Regions from separate parts of the Mus musculus genome. Here region 2 is linked to region 1. The links are chromatin loops, found by intact Hi-C in ENCODE. Cell type or tissue: heart. All regions are shown on one strand. Each heading gives the region's core, and the rest is flanking DNA. Links, peaks and the distances in the headings are about the cores only.

Region 1 (8,336 bases), core at 164-8,163:
TACCCTAATATACTTATTAATCTAATTTGCCTTTTAAAAATAATTAGGAAATTTGCATCTCATTTCAAAGTAAGATTTGCCCATTGTAATGCCCTCGCTCATCCCTCTGTACTCTGCCAACGTTATCCTAAATGTACATAGTCAAGTCTTCGCTGTTGCTATGGTGAATTTTTTTCTTGCATTAACTGATATGTTCCTTAATTTCTTTGAAAGTTAATTTTCATGTATACACATATGTATAGCAATGACTAATTTTATATGTCATTTGACTGAGTCAAAATTGCAGAGGTAGCTGGCAAAGTGACATCTCTAGGTCTCTTGGGCCTTTGAATCAGTCAACTGAGTGTAGCTCTCCCTGCCAAGGTGGAGCCGTCACTAGCGAGTTAAGGGCCTGCATAGAACACAAAGAGAAAGAAAGAGTAGATTTGCCAAGAGGTAAGAATGAGAGTGCCTATCTTTCTGCCCCTAGGCATGGTCTTGGTTCTTTTCCACGAGGACCAAGACTGGGACTAATACCTTTGTGGGGCCTGGTTCTCAGGTCTCAGGCTTTAACTAGGACTACATACTTCACGGGACTCTAGCCAAAGAAGGCAGCTACTAGGACATTTCTGATTCCCCAGTGGTTTGAACCAGTCCCTCATGAGAAATCATTTTCACGCACATCTTTTCCCTGCATCCATCCTTGCAGCCCTGTGTCTCTGGAGAACCCTAATAGATACTATTTTCTATTTGAATGACAAATAATATTTTGTTTGTTTGTTTATTTATTGCGTGCATCCGAGGGTGTGCAAGCCTGTCACGGCACATGTGTGGAGGTCAGAGGAGAATGTTTGGTTCTTTTCCTTTGACTACGTGGATTCAGGGGTTCAACTTCAGGTTGTCAGGCTTGGTCAGAAGTGCCTATATCCACTGAGCTGTCTCATCAGTCTTTTAAAGCAAAATTAAAATGTGATATAAATCATATATATGGAATAACCTATGGGATGCAATTATGTAATTTATTACTTTCTTCTCTGAGACAGGGTCTCACTGTTTACCTCTCTGGTCTGGAACTTGTCATTCAGACGAGGCTGGCCTTGAACTCATAAAACTCCATCTGCTTCTGCCTTCTGAGTATTAGGATTAAAGGTGTGGGCCACTATGCTTGGCCATTTATATAATAATAATAATAATAACAACCCATAAATCACTACCCAGCAAAGACATATCACCAGTACTTAGAACTTGCTTCCAACTGTACCCCCTTTCGGTCCCCCAAAGGAATCCACTATACTGATTTTTGAAACAATGTGTTCTTGATTGCTGGTTACAGTTTTTACATCTTACCTGGGTATCCTTTAACTAACTGTGTCTTGTCTTATAGATTCGTGTTTGTAGGAGACTCTTTTTGCTCAGTAGTATGTGTTTGCCTCTCACCTGCACTGCCTCGCATCCCGGACTGCACTCGTTTTCACAGCTGTATCATTTTCCATTATACAGATTTATTATCTGTCCTGCGATTGAGTGACACTGTTCCATTCAAGGTTGCAGAAGAGAAATCTGCTATTTTTCTCGGCGTGAACAGCTTATTTTGTTTTGTTTTCTATCTGGATGATCATAGGATTTTTTTTTTTTAAAGTGCCGTTGTCATCGTTTACTAGAATAAATTCAGACAGCTCTTTTAAATTTGCCGGGCGCTCTCACGGTGGCTCTCATCTCGTGCCTGCTCAGTTTTCTCTGTGCTCTCTCCCTCACAATGGACGAGCTTCATCTGTCTAGATGGGGACGGATGGTGGGGTCTCCTGGAGATGATGGGTCTCTGCAGAAATGTTTCAGTCTCAACATGGGAAACAAATTTATAATGTCCTCACTAAAACCACCCTTGAAGTGACATTGCATGTGAGAGGTGGGCGGCCTCACCTAAACCAGAAGGGACCTCTTATGACTATCATGGAACACTCCTGTGTCCCACCTACTCTCCACCCTCACCCCAACCCTCTCACGCTCTACCAGCACCCATTTACCCTCCACCCACACCCTCCACTCCACCCCACCCTCCACACCCCCACACCCCCACCTTCCACCCGATCCCACCCACACCCTCCACCCCATCCCACCTCCACCTTCTCATCCCTTGCCCTCCACCCTCCACCCTCCATCCGCTATCTGCGGATCTGACAAGGCAGCTTTGCCTGGAAGCAAATCTCCACTCTTTTCTCAGTGGTAGCTCCAACAAGCCTAGAGCAGCCTGGGGTCGAGAGCGAGCTAGCAAGCAAGCACTCCAGCCCCAGGTGGTGGTGGTGTTTGACTTTGACAGCCCAGATGGTGGTGGTGTTCGACTCTGGGCGACAGCGTGACTTGTGACTCGCACTCCTCTGTGGACTCTGTCACACAATGATTTGTTTGTTCTCTTCTACCCTGTAGGTCGGTTCATCAGAGAATCCCCAAGGGAAAGCTTTAAATGTATTGGCTTGGGTTGCCCCTGTGGGCTGGAAATACCACCTATTTAGCTTGTATTGATCCTCAAATTGAAAAGTGGGCCTCTTGTGCAGCAAGCTGCCTCCCTGAGCCGGGTAGGAGGGCAGAGTGGACGGAGAGTGATGGGCAGCCTCTGTTTTCCCGTCGGTACCTTGAGAAAAACTCGCGCTTATTTAGCAGGTTGGCAGGGAAACCGAACACTACCCAAGATTTATAGTCGCCCGAGGGACAAGCTCTTGTTTGTGGTGTTGAATAAGACAGTCTCTTCCTCAAAGTCTCTGTACAACAGGCAGGGAGGCCAATCATTTGCCAAACATCTTGTAGAAAAGAAAAAGAAATGCATCAGATGGGAGACTGGACAATGTCCTTAATATTCTTCCTTTCCAGAAATCTTGTGACTAGTGTTTTCTTTGGATGCTCAGGGCACGTGTGTGTGTGTGTGTGTGTGTGTGTGTGTGTGTGTGTGTGTGTGTGTGTGTGTGTGTGTTTATTTCTCCAGTCCTGTAGTCCTGAGTTGTTTCTGCTTCAATGTCACCTAAGGATTTGTAGTCAGACTGTGGTGGGTTTGCCTCATCGCTGCATATACAATATTTTATTGCCTTAAAGGGTCTGACAAATTAGGGATAGCATTCTTTTTGGAAGACTTCTGGTTCAGTTCTCCTCTGTGGGCCTTGAAGGGCCTGTATTAGTCACTCAGCAAGCAGTTAAGGTTTTCTCCTTCCCTCCTGGGAAACAAAAGTGATTAGGAAATTGTGACTTTGCTATTGTTCTCAAGAAAATTGCATTAAAATTTACAGGTACCTTTCCAAAAGAAGACAAATTATACACATTACAAGAAGGGAAGAAAAGACTTGGTGATTATGTCATTCCTCTGAGAGCAGCTCATTGTTTTGCTTGCTACAGAATGTATCCATCGGAGCAGACCTGTCCTTCTGTGGGTCTGTGATGCTGGTAAAGTCTGACCGGGAGAACCAACCTACTGGCCCCATTTCTGGGAAGATAATTGAAAAGTTAGGACACCACCCCCCCCCCTTGAGAATTGTCTGTGCCCTTGGAGTACGGGTCTTCCTCCTTGATTGGAGACACTGGGGGGGGGGAGGGTGCGGGGGGGGGGTGTCCGTGGCAGTGCTCTTAGGTTAATCAGATATTTGAGAAAAAAACTTTATTTTCAGCCAGGACCTGCAAACCACATATCCTGTCTAGTGTTTCTTGAACTATCTAGGATAGGGAAGAACAGGAGAGGTATCGTCACTCTGGTTCTGTGCCTGTTAGAATGTGGCACCTGCCAGCACGTTCTTTCTAACACCACCCAAGTGGGCCCAACCTGAGAAAGAAAACGAGCTGATTGGTGAAGTTACAATGCATACTAACTATTCCCTTTGGTTGTAATAGGGCACAATGGGCAGATGCTAAGAGACAGGGACGTGAAAGCTGTTGACTGACTCTGTGTCCTTGCATACCACGCTAGGCAACAGCCAAGTTGCTCCTCTGCGGTTCCTAGATTTGTGCAGGAGGAGGCTTCTCTGGCTTGTCTGAATGGTCAGGGAGCCTGCAGCTGGAGTCAGGACATAACTGTAACTTCATGGTTTATTTAATAAGTGTGTTTCAGTCTCTTCTTCTGGAAAAGGGGAACAAAATGGGGGCACTTTCTGGCAATGCTGTGAATAATAAATAAGCTGTAGTTGTTAGAAAAACCTCAAGATCAGAGAAAATGATTAATAGTAATTAGTTGGAATATGATTGTTGCCTTACTTGAATATTTGAAAAAATAAATTCCTTCCCAATCTCCAGTAGAAATATTTTTTAGAAATCAAACAAGTTGGTCTTTTAAGAGAAACTGAACTATCGTGGGACACTTGCTGCTATTTTATATGTATGCCCTTGATGATAAAGAGTGGATATTTGTATTAGGACACCTGAATCTTATATACTTTGCTTAACGCAATAGATAATGCCCACAAATCTCTTAATCGCTTCAGTTCCCACGAGAAGAAACACAGCTACACGGTGATGGCCTCCGAGCTCAGCTCTGTCTCGAGTTCTCCCCCCAGAGACTCCTGAAACACTAGTTTTATAGCAAAGATGCCTTCCAGCTAGATTGGCTATAAAAAGATCTCTTTCTCTCTCTCTCCCTCCCTCCCAATCTCTCTCTCTCTTCCCCCATTGACTTTTGTTATAAAATCAGAGATAATATCTCATGGGGGGGTCCTCCAATTGATGGACCAGATTGTTAAAGACCGGGAAGATGACGCACTTGCCTTATCCTGCAGCCAACATCTGAGTTCTTCGCTGGGACTCCTGTTTTTATAGCTCATAAAGATTTAGTGTGGAGCCTTAAAAAGTTGTAGGTGCAGTAAATGTTGATATGGGCTGACCATAACTACACACTCTACACACACACACACACACACACACACACACACACACACATGCATAGATGAAATTTATTGAAGCGTTGTGGAAGTCTTTGCGAAAAGAACTTCATTCAAAAACTTGTATATGTGAAAGGGATAAGACTTGCCTGAATTTGGGTCTGAAGAGGAAGTCACACCACGGGCTAACCTTTTGTAAAGGGGTCTGGCAGTGAGCTTAGTGTTTTGAAGAACATAACTGAAAAAAGCCTCGAGACAAGGTACTTAAGATGGAACGACCTACCCAAATCTGTACAGCTAATTATGGAAACCCAGGACCAGGACTCAGTACTTTGGCTGTGCTGGGAGATATTAAAGCTACTTTTCTGTTTTCTCTTCAGGAAAAGAATTTGTTACTCCGGAGATCATATTATTTAGTCCCAACCTGCTCCTTTTAGTTCCAACCCAAGATGGCTGCAATACTACAAACATACCAGTAGGTGATGCTACAGGCTACGATATTGTATGTCTGTCCCGAGCTGACTTTTACTTGGAATTTCATCATTTGGGCGTCTGAAGACTCCTTAGAATTCCTGCAAATATTTGGGGGAATCCAAAAGAAATATGAAAATTAAAAACAAAACTATACTATAACAGTGATCGAAAATTTAAAAGGTTATATGACTAGTAATACATACAAATCTTAGTTGAAATCAGTTTTTAACAGGTAAAAAAGGGGGGTTATTTTACGCTAAGCTCCCCAGATAGAAGCAGAGTTTCGCTGTTCCAAGTGGCTCACATCTTCATTTTGTTCAGCAAAGCCTTCCACTGTGTCAGAGACAGAACTCTGAGGAATTAGAGAACGAAGTGAGATCCAGAGCACATTGCCTAGCTGTGCTATCCTGGACTGGTTCTTTAACCTCCTCTGGCTTTGACCTAATAACACGATTACACCCTGCTGTGAGAATGAATGAGATGACGTGTGAAAACAAAGATTAGCTGTCACCATTAACTACCTTTCTTTCTTTCTTTCTTTCTTCCTTCCTTTCTTTCTTTCTTTCTTTCTTTCTTTCTTTCTTTTTTCCTTCCTTCCTTCCTTCCTTCCTTCCTTCCTCCCTCCCTCCCTCCCCCCTCCCTCCCTCCCCCCTCCCTCCCTCCCTCCCCCCTCCCCCCTTCCCTCCCTCCCTCCCTCCCTCCCCCTTCCCTCCCTTCTTTCTTTGTTCTTTCTTTCTTTCTTTCTTTCTTTCTTTCTTTCTTTCTTTCTTTCTTTCTTTCTTTCTTTCTCAGTTAGAAACCTTTGAAAAATACTGACGACTTTAAGTTTTTCTCTTTAAAAACCTGGGAACTGGGCGGGGGGTGGGACTTAAGAGGCTGTGTGGTTGGGTTCTCAAATCAGGTTTCACAATTTCATGATACAATACAATTATTTATGTAAAACCGGACACTCCACTCCTAATCTCCTACAGGTGCACCTTGCCCCCCTCCACTTAGGGGGAACCTGATATTTCTTCTTTGGGTTTAAGAAACTCTCGGAATGCAAAGCCATCCTTTTTATCATTTATCGTGCAAAACATTCCGCTTTAGTTTTAAATGTAGTATTCGTTTGTTCTATTTATAAAAGTAATCCAGAACAAATTTGTTAAATTCTACCAAGTGATGTGCTTATGCAAGGATTCTATTAACACGGCCAAAGAAGTTTAATCAGTAAATACAGATGTTTTCCTAACTTTCCAGCCAGTGAGCCAAGGCTTTGATTTACCTGATCCAATGCTTAGAAAAAAATATTTTGGTTAGAAAAGTTCCAGTTTATTAAATAGCCGAGCAGGCTACTGAGCCCTGGCTTCCAAGAAGTAGCAGTGTTTGGTGTGAGACCTTATGGTACTGACTGCTTTGATGAATTAGACGGGTCTCTCAGTTTTGTGGGCCCACCCTCATTTAGTTTTATCTCTCTAATGATAAAAAAAAAAGTCTACCATGTAGATATGTAACCCTAGCTTATTTTGAATTCATGGTTCCCTTGCCTCAGCCTCTCAAAGTGATGGGATTAGGTCATGCAATTTCACAGTGATAGAATTCCATCCCAATGCCATAAACTCTAATCACAGGAGAATATATAGATTCTGGAAACAACAAGCCAAGGGTAAGTTAGTTGATTGGATCTTTGATTTTCTGGCTATTTTGAAGATTTCCATACAGAGAGGCTATCAAGAACCACGGGCCCCAACACTTTTTTACAAAGTGACCAAGACTTCCCTGTGGTCCTAGAGACCGCTATTGCTGCTTCTACCGGCAGGGGGTGCAGCAAGTGTTTCCCTTTCAAGATACAAGGGCCACATTGATTAACATGTGGTCTAGGGACCAAAGACTTTCTAGGGGAATCATGAAATAATTTTAAGTAAAAATAAGTGTAATAACGAATATGCAACCAGGATTTCAGCCTAGATTACATTTGCTTTTATATGAACACATAACTGAATTAGAATAATAGTTTTTGCTAAAGGAGGAAGGAAAACACAAATAACCAAAGTGTCTCCGGCCCATGAGCAGAATAACTAACCCCAAATTGTACCTCCAAACTCAGAGTTCTAAATTTACTGTAAAAGGCAGGGGAAGCAGAGACTGTGGGAGGGGGGAAATTCCCACCTTCTCCTGAGGCTGACACTCTTCTATATGCTGGGCTCTGGAAGGCTGTAGGGAGGAAGCCTGGACCATCCACATAGTTTTGAGTTGTTTGGCCCAAACTGATAGGTCAAATAAAGATATTTCTGACCTTACGGCTATCTAACTCTTCATCTCTAACTCCTTCCTGAAGCAGAAATAGGCTCTAAAACAAAACAAGTCTGGGCTAGACAATGCATGGTCAAGAAACTGGATGCCTCCTCCCCATCCAGGCTTCAGGCAACCCTACTTCAGGCAAACTATAGATGAGTCAAACTATAGATGAGTCAGTTTCCCCCTCCTCAGGGAGTTACTCAGGAGGTCTCAGAGATTTCTCTGAAGGACACACGAACCGACAAGAGCCCCACCTTCTGCATGAGTAGCAGACCTTGCTGGTTGGCTGAGGACTGAGGGAGAAAGTTCCAGACATCGTGGTCTAATGCCTCAAACCCTGCTCTGGCTGCCAGCGGGGAGTACCTGTTGATGTGTTTATAAAAAGAGAAAGAGAAGAGGGAATATGTTCTAAGGAGATGTGGTGAGGTATGGGGGAAGGGTGTGCCTCAGCAGGCCCATGCCAACACATCCCTTCCCCTGAGGGACCAGCCACACAACAGTATAGTATAGAATAGAGTTTATTCAGGGCATGGGGAGGGGAGTTAAGAGGGAGAGAGAGAGAGACAGACAGACAGAGAGAGAGGGAGAGAGAGAGAGAGAGAGGCTGGCCATGATCACGTGAAGAGAGAAGGGGGAAGACAAGAGAGAGGCAAGAGACCAAGAGAGAGAGAGAGGAGAGGGCAAGCAGCCCCTTTTATAGTGGGTCAAGCCTACCTGCCTATTGCCAGGTAACTGTGGGGTGGAGCTCAGACAGAA
Region 2 (8,336 bases), core at 305-8,304, 210 kb after region 1:
AGGGTCACTTATCCCAAAATACAAATCAGAGAGATGGCTCAGCTGTTAGAGTAGGCTCACAACCATAACTGTAAGGAATCAAATGTCTTGATTTTGATTATAATCAAAGTGCAAACTAGTCAGCAAATATGTTATCACTAGTACACCCTAGATATAATCGAAGAAATCCCCTTTGCAATATGTATCCATTTTATTTGTTCTGTTCCTCTGAAGAACCCTGTTGAATACAGACTTCTTCCTGTCTCGACCACTGCCTGGCCCCTGTGCACCGACATCCTGCCTTCATCTGGTGTTACAACCACCTCTTGCATCACATTCTTTCTCCCCCAGGGCTGCACATTTCTGGAAGGCAAGGACCAGGTTTGCCTTGAACCTTGCTGCACTTAGGTATCTGGAAGAGCATGTGTTCAACAAATAAAAGAGAACAAAACAAAACAGGTTTAGAACGGGTTCCAGAGTCCTCCAATCTCCCTCTTGGTTTCCTGCTTCTGCACAGGAACGTTATGGATGGCTGCTACATTGTTGTAGGCTGGGGAGGTGTGTGTGTGTGAGACTGTTTCACTAAAGGCGGTTGTGTGGCTCTGAGTTGGTCCAGTGTCCACATAACTCAGTGCCCTTATACTTCCCTTAGTACAAGTGGGAGACCACCTGCTTGGAGCAACTTTGTTTCGGCAGTTCTTTTTACTCATAGCTCATAGCTGACAGCCCACAAGTTTGATCAGCTACCTCAGGCACCTCAGCCACATTTTCCCTGTCGCGGTGGACTGCGTCCTCAAACCATGAGCCCAAACGAATCCTCCCTTCCTTAAGTTGCTTTTGTGATGTATGTTGTCACAACAATGGGAAAAGTAATATTTGTCCTCCTAGCCTGGTCCTCTAGAGTTCCAGTTCTAGCTCCTCAACTTTATGCCCCTTTACACCCCCTCCTTGTGTGCACCTTCAGAGGTGACAGGTTAAACTTCACCTGTGTGCTTTAGATAGGACATCTGTCACCAAGGACACGTGGTTACTAAGAGCAGCATTAATAATTTGGGAATGGCTTCATAGAAAGGACTGAAAACTGCTGGAGGCTTATTCTTCCCCGGAGATCGAGGAAGAAAAGCATATATAATTAAAGTGATAAATTGGATTTTTTTTGGGCTTCTCTGTTTACCACTGTCAAACATAATCTATTTCATGCATTTATACGGAATGCATAAAAATAGGTCAGAATTAATTTTCTTCAGTTTGCTTATTTTCCCCTCGAGTTCCCTGGGCAGATGCATAGCCCAGATAGGGAGGGGACGACTGTAAGACTTGTGTATTCAGAGGAGATGGTAGTGGAAGATTTAGTGTATGAACCCCGGGAGCTGGTGGCACCCATGAGCAAGCAAACAATAAGGAGAGGTAATGAGCTTCTGGGAAACAGCTTGGGACCTGGATCAGAGGGAAGAGAGTTAGCGTCACGGCTCAGTCTAGTGAGCGGTGGGGTTTGGACTTCAACCTCCTTCCTTCTTTTCTCCGAGTCCCTTCTCCATGCTCTCCTCTGTTGCTTCCTCCACTCTCTCTCTACGGTGTTCCTTTCTTCTGTATGTGGACACGAATAAGCACGGCAAATAATTCCCTCCATCATGCCCCTGTCTCTCAGCTTACCTCATCGGTCTCCTTTGCTCAGAGCCAAGCTTCTCAAAAGACCCACCCATACACAAATCTTCTGCAGCCCCCCACTCACTCGTCAACCTCGGGCCATCTGGCCTCCGCCCCTGCAGAGCCCCCACTCCTCTGAACTGCTTTTGTCAAAACCATCCAGGCTCCAGTACTGCCTGGCTCCAAGGGGAGGGGCTGGCTCCCCGCCTGCGCGCTGTTTATTTGGTTACACAGCAGCATCTCTAACAGTTTGAACGCGGCTTCCAACTTCAAACACGTTCCTGGCTTGGCATTTCTCATGCCCCGCAACACCCCCCACCCATTCTTCTACTTCGTTAAGTCTATTTGCTGGGTTCTCTTTTCCCTACAATAAAATGGAGGGGCGCTTAGAGTTTGGTCCTAGTCTTTTTTATTTTATTTTATTTTATTTACACTGTCTGCCTAATTGCATGGCTTTGAACAATACACCAATGACACCTAAATTTATACCTCTTGACCCTACTCAACTTTTCCCACGGACTTCTGGGACTTCGTCAGCTCTGTGCCTCCACTTGTGTGGCTGACAAACGACGGAATGAGATTCTTCATTCCTGTCTTGGCGAAGAACCACCCACCGGCTCATTCTAGTTACAGCCCCTCTTCAACTCCCACCACTTTGCTCATCTCAGTACCCCACCCCCACCCGGTTGCTTAATAAATCTCAGACAGACTTCTCATCAATTCCCTGGCTAGGCTCCATCTATTCCTCTTCAAAATATATCAGATACATTTCACGGCACCATGACCGGAGTGGTGTCTTCTCACGTTACTATAAAGACCTCTTCATCCTTGACCTCCAACTCAGTTGGCTTCCTCCCACTTTAAACGTAGAAGAGTATCCTACTATAGCACGCACGATCCTCTGCTTAGAGCTCCACTGCACTGAGAATAATGCCCCTCCCCCTCATTTACAATATCCTGCATTATCACTTTTCTCCTCCCGGAGGCCACACCCCTCTGTGTGTCTTGTCTTTAGGCTCCATTTAGCCAAGGGGCATTGATTGCTTTCTCTGGCTTTCCTTTGCACAGATCTCTCCCACCCCCATTTACCATCATACAACAAACAGATTAAAATATTAGATAATTTAACAAGACAGGTGACTATAAGAAGCGCCTAGGCACCCACCACCTAACTCGGTTTAATTATAAATTTTGGTCATACTTACTTTGGTTTATTCTTTCTGTCTTTTTCCATACTTCCCTGCTTTCTTTCTTGACCCTTTTTGCACTGTACCTGGGTTGGCCTTCTCTGCTGACTTCTCTGCCTCCTGTGTTCTGGAATTTCAGGAGTGCAATCCTGTCTTTGATTTCTCTAAGAGAAACCACATTCTGCCATTCAGCCAAGGGCCCATGCGGTCCCCTCTCCTGCATCTGGTATTTATTCTTCCAGCATCTGTTTTTGCAGTCAGTACATGTGTGTGGGCCCACCCACGATGTCTGGCGTTTGGCTTACCTGCAATTTCCTCGTAAATGGTATTTTAGAGAGAAAAGGCTCCAGGGCTCCCCCTTTTCCTCAGCATGGGTTGTGACTTACTGTGGTAGAGTATTTCACTGGGCGCGATGTGTCACTCATCTGTTTTCCTAATGGTGGATAATGGTGCCCTTTTCAGTTTTGGTCATTGTGGACGATGATGCAAAGACATATGCACACATTTCCCTGAGCTCATGCTTGAGCTTCGCGAGGCTAAACCTTAAAAACAGCATTCCTGAATAATGAATAGAACATGTCTCCTCAACTGGGCTGGATAATGGCAGATTGGTCTTTTTATTTATTTATTTATTTATTTATTTATTTATTTATTTATTTATTTATTTATTTATTTATTAGGTATTTTCCTCATTTACATTTTCAATGCTATCCCAAAGGTCCCCCATACCCACTCCCCCAATCCCCTACCCACCCACTCCCCCTTTTTGGCCCTGGCGTTCCCCTGTACTGGGGCATATAAAGTTTGCAAGTCCAATGGGCCTCTCTTTGCAGTGATGGCCGACTAGGCCATCTTTTGATACATATGCAGCTAAAGACAAGAGCTCCCGGGTACTGGTTAGTTCATATTGTTGTTCCACCTATAGGGTTGCAGTTCCCTATAGCTCCTTGGGTAATTTCTCTAGCTCCTCCATTAGGGGCCGTGTGACCCATCCAATAGCTGACTGTGATCATCCACTTCTGTGTTTGCTAGGCCCCGGCATAGTCTCACAAGAGAGAGCTATAACTGGGTCCTTTCAGCGAAATCTTGCTAGTGTATGCAATGGTGTCAGCATTTGGAAGCTGATTATGGGATGGATCCCTGCATATGGCAGTCACTAGATGGTCCATTCTTTCGTCACAGCTCCAAATTTTGTCTCTGTAACTCCAGATTGGTCTTTAAAGAGGTTGAACAAATTCCCAGCCCTAAACCAGCTCAGCTTTCCCAGAGCTGCCGGTCTGGTCTGTGCCGCCAGGGGGCGCCAGGCACCTTGCCCAGGCTGATTTTGCTCTCCTGAACCCTGGCAGTGGACAGTGTAGGCTTCAGTTTGTGGGTCACGGAGAGACGGGGGCCTAATCAAACACAGCAATAAAACTAAATAAAAAAAACACAACAATCATGATAAGAGCAAAAACGTACCTACTCTGAAGAAAAGAAGGAATCATATTGCTAAAATAAACATCTGTGTGCTTAGCATGTAATACACAGTAGGGCTAACTTTTCATGCATCTATTTGTTGTAGATGTTTAAGAAATAAAGTAACTTAGCTGCTTTTTTTTTCGCGCTCTCCCTTCTGGGTTCAGCTAAGATTCCGAGTTTGGTGGGCCTCCAACTGACTTATTTGTATGTGTGTTTCCATAAACAACTTATGGGACTATTTTTATTCTGTATCTAACAGTGCGGAAGTTTCTTTCTGGCACATCCAGTGTGGATTCCAGAATAGACCTTCGTTGGTGCTGCAGTGTGCTCAGGGCACAGCCGTTCTAGTCTAAGAGAGTCTTTTAGGTTGTTTGCAGTTTGGAGCTATTTAAACAACGGTGGGTATACAAGTTGCCAAGATGGATATTTTTGTTTTTTGCTCATGCTCAGTTTTTGTGTTCCTGGAATTGTGTCTGGTGTATAACAAGTGTCCAGTAACTATAAATTGAGCAAATGAATAAATGAACAGTCTCTAATGTGTCTCCGAGTTGCTCAAATGCAGTGTGTCCATAAATGTATATGTAGTGGCTGCATATGTGTTTGCATATATACATATACATGTACATGTACATACACATATGCACATATGCACACATATACACATACACATATACACACATACATATGTACATATGTACATATATGTACATGTGCTGGGTTCTGGGGTGAACTCACTCTCCAAGGATGCTGTATGAAATCGAAGATTATCAGCAATTTGAGCGTGTGAGCTTCCCTCAGCTTTGCTAGACTTAGCTTGGGGATGAGTATCTGTTCAACACTACTGTATGTAAAAAATCATACAATTGCTATTTTAATTTGTATTTGAAGTCATTTCTGATAGCCCTCATCTGCTATTCCCCTTGACATCTTCTGTGGCTTCCAGTTTATCATGAACAGGAGAGGGCCGGAGTGGGGTGAGGGTCATTCCTGAGGCCAGAGCCTGACTCAGAGCGTCTGCAGGCCTTTATGCACCCCTAGGCTCCCTTTGTCCTTGGAGGTTCTTAAGCACATGTGCTAGGACATACCCAGGCTCCCACAGGACTGAAGAACTCAGCATGGGGACCTGAGCCACCCATTTGTCTAGTTGTACCTCAAGTTCAGAAGGTCCTCCTGAGGGTTGGGATGGGGGTGCTGCAGGGACTCATGTTGTCCTTGTCTAGGAACACCTGGCAGGCAGGAGGTCCCAGGATTCAGGTGTTCTACCATGTTCTAGCATTTGTAGCAACTGGGATTCTTCTAGGGACCCTCATATTCCCAAGAGGGGAAGCTGTCTTTGGAGTCCTCAGGATGCTTCCTCCACCTACAGAAAACTACACCAATCTGTCTGTCTGGCTCCTTGGTCTGACAAATTGATCATTATTTGAAGGAGAAAGCAGGCTTGAGTTAAGGGTTGTATGTACCAGCAGGCAGTTTTTGGGGAGTGTGGAGTACAACTGAGGCAGAAGGTTGGAACATTCAGGAGTCCTCCTGGCCGTGGGGCAAAAGGGAGAAATGCCAGAATGCTGGACAGAGCAAAGCATCAGGGCCTCCTGCCCCTGAGAACATGGGAGATGCATTGTCACCTGAAATACGGCAGCAGTCTGGTTCAAAATGCAACTCCAGAGAATTAGGCAGAGCGGTGGGTATGCAGAAACCTAAGCCAGCTGCCAGGAGGGAGGAATATTTGCAGCACAAAGGGATGACACTCATTTGAGATCTTTTCCCATTTGAAAGTACTTTTAAAAATCATAACCTGTTAGCCCAGAGGGTGAGCACTCTGACTTGACAAGCCCGTTCACTTCCCTTTGCAAAGCAGTACAGTAGTTAGCTTCCAGCAACAGGAGAAAGCAGGTTCTTATTTAACTCTTGGCTTGTGAGTTAAGTCTTCAGAAGTCCTAGAAATCGGCAGCAGTGAGACCTCATCTCCTTCTGACAATGTTGAATCACAAAGCACTACCCCTGCTACTCAGTCGTAGGGCGATTCTATCAGACTGCAAGTTAAGAAAAAACGGAGCCCCCTGACCCGTCCTCTGCGTGGAATCCCGTGGTGAGTCCACGCTGCGGATCAGACGAAGACCTTTCCGGTGGCGAGAATTTCTGCTCTTCCTTTACTCTCTTAACCCAACCATGCATCCTTTACTTCCCCCTGGATGGGGATTTTATTTCATCCATGCCTTTTGATGTCTTTATTTTTCCTTCCCCTGAGGACACACAACATCTGACCCATTGTCAGCTGAGCCTCTCTGAATAGACTCCACACTCAACACATAACCTTTAATAACATTCACCACTTGTGTGTCTTCTCTTTAGGCTATGCAACTACATCTTTTTGAAAGGTTCAATTAAATTTTTTTATTTTAACAGACTCATTCTTATCCTTTTAATAGCTATAGCATTGATTATTTAGGCACTGCGTATTTCCATTTTTGTGTTTATATCTAAGACTATCTATGTCACACATTCCTTCCCTAAACTATCCATTCCCTAGATTCATTCTTTCTATTTTTCATTAATGGGACATATTAGTCAGTTACTCTGAAGTGGAAGTTTTTAGATATGTCATGTGATGCAGACTCCTGCGGTGTTTTGCTAAGACAGGCTCACGTAATGTTTTACTGGTATGTACCCAGTAATAAGTATATATTAGCCAAAAAAAGTACAGAATACCTAGGATATAATCCATAGAACTCAAGAAGGTTAACAAGCAGACGGGCCCAAGTGAGGATGCTTCAATCCCACTTGGGAGGGAGAAGAAAGCAATCACAGGAGGCACAGAGAGGAAGGGACTTGGGAGGGAGAGAAGGAAAGGGGAGAAAGGGAACAGGAGCAGGTATTGGGGTGGGGTGGGGAGGGAGACAGGATAGAAGTCCTGAGGGCCAGCAGAATGAATGGAAACAGGCAACCTCAGGGAGTAGGAGGTGGGGGAACCCTCCTGAAAGTACCAGTGACCTGGAAGGTGAGAGACTCTCAGGACTCAAAGGGACCTTAGATGAAATGCCCAACGGTGGGGAGAGGGAACTTGCAGAGTCTACTGGAGCAGTAGAAAGACAGGGCATCAAGTGGAGGGAGGGGGTTGCCATCCCACAGTCAAAAATTCTGATCCAGAATTGTTCCTGTCTAAAAGAACTGTAGGGACAAAAATGGAGAATAGACTGAGGGAAAGGAAGTCCAGTGTCAGGCCCAACTTGGGATCCACTTCAAGGGGAGGCTCCAAGGCCACACTGTTAGTGGTGTACTTACAGACAGGAACCTAGCATGGCTGTTCTCTGAGAAGCCCAACAAGCAGATGACTGAGACAGAGGCAGATACTTACACCTGAAGTCAGGAACCCCTGTGGATGAATTAGAAAAAGGATGGAAGAAGCTAAGGAGAAGGGCAACTCCATAGGAAGACCAGCAGTCTCAACTAACACAGGCCCCTATGATCTCTCAGACACTGAGACACCAACCAGGCAGCGTACATGAGCTGGTCCAAGGCCTCCAACACATACACAGCAGAGGACTGCTTGGTTGGGCCTCAGTGGGAGAAGATGCACCTAACCCAGGGGACTTGAGGCCCCAGGGTGTAGGGAGGCCTGGTGGGGTGGGGTGGGGGATATCTCCTGAAGACAGGGGAGGAGGAAAAATGGGATGAGGAACTGTGAGAGGGTGGACTGGGAGGCAGGTGATGATTGGACTGTAAAATAATAAAGGTAATATAAAAAAATCTAAACCTACATTACTCTGTTCTCATTGTACAGCTAGGCAGTGGGCATTGTCCCAGGTTTTAGAAGTGTGAGCAAATCTTTAGTCTCCAGTAGAGACAGGAAAAGAGAGATATAAGGCAATTAAACTATGGAATGAATCGGCATGGGTACGTGAGGGCAGATGCCAAGGGAATATGGACACGAGCTTTGGAAACCTTGAGGAGTGATGGGTAAACACAGATTGCTTGGGGGTAGGAAGAGATGAAAGCTGGGCAAAGAGCAGAGGAACACAGCACAGTACTGTACCCAGATTATCACATGGAGAGAACACTAAGTACAGT

The links. Hi-C counts contacts between places; a loop is a spot of excess contacts. Peaks named below come from ENCODE experiments on the same cell type or tissue, not always from the same donor. Only the 100,000 strongest peaks of a DNase experiment are listed, where the experiment ranks them.
Region 2: a loop joins it to region 1, with 4 times the contacts of the local background. A loop is called at or near these places in 12 of 42 quality-filtered maps.

What each region holds. Positions count from the first base shown.
Region 1 is chr1:172,403,910-172,412,245 of GRCm38, forward strand. No RefSeq gene overlaps it. Among named protein-coding and RNA genes, the nearest start is that of Pigm, 32 kb to the left of the region's middle. In heart, for the core only: a CTCF peak has its summit at 7,096 (motif pointing right); no DNase peak of the experiment used is centred there; H3K27me3 peaks cover 1,781 bases.
Region 2 is chr1:172,615,322-172,623,657 of GRCm38, forward strand. It overlaps a transcript of Fcrl6 not described here. Among named protein-coding and RNA genes, the nearest start is that of Dusp23, 13 kb to the right of the region's middle. In heart, for the core only: a CTCF peak has its summit at 4,118 (motif pointing right); a DNase peak (open chromatin) is centred at 4,110; H3K4me3 peaks cover 1,015 bases; H3K27me3 peaks cover 1,046 bases.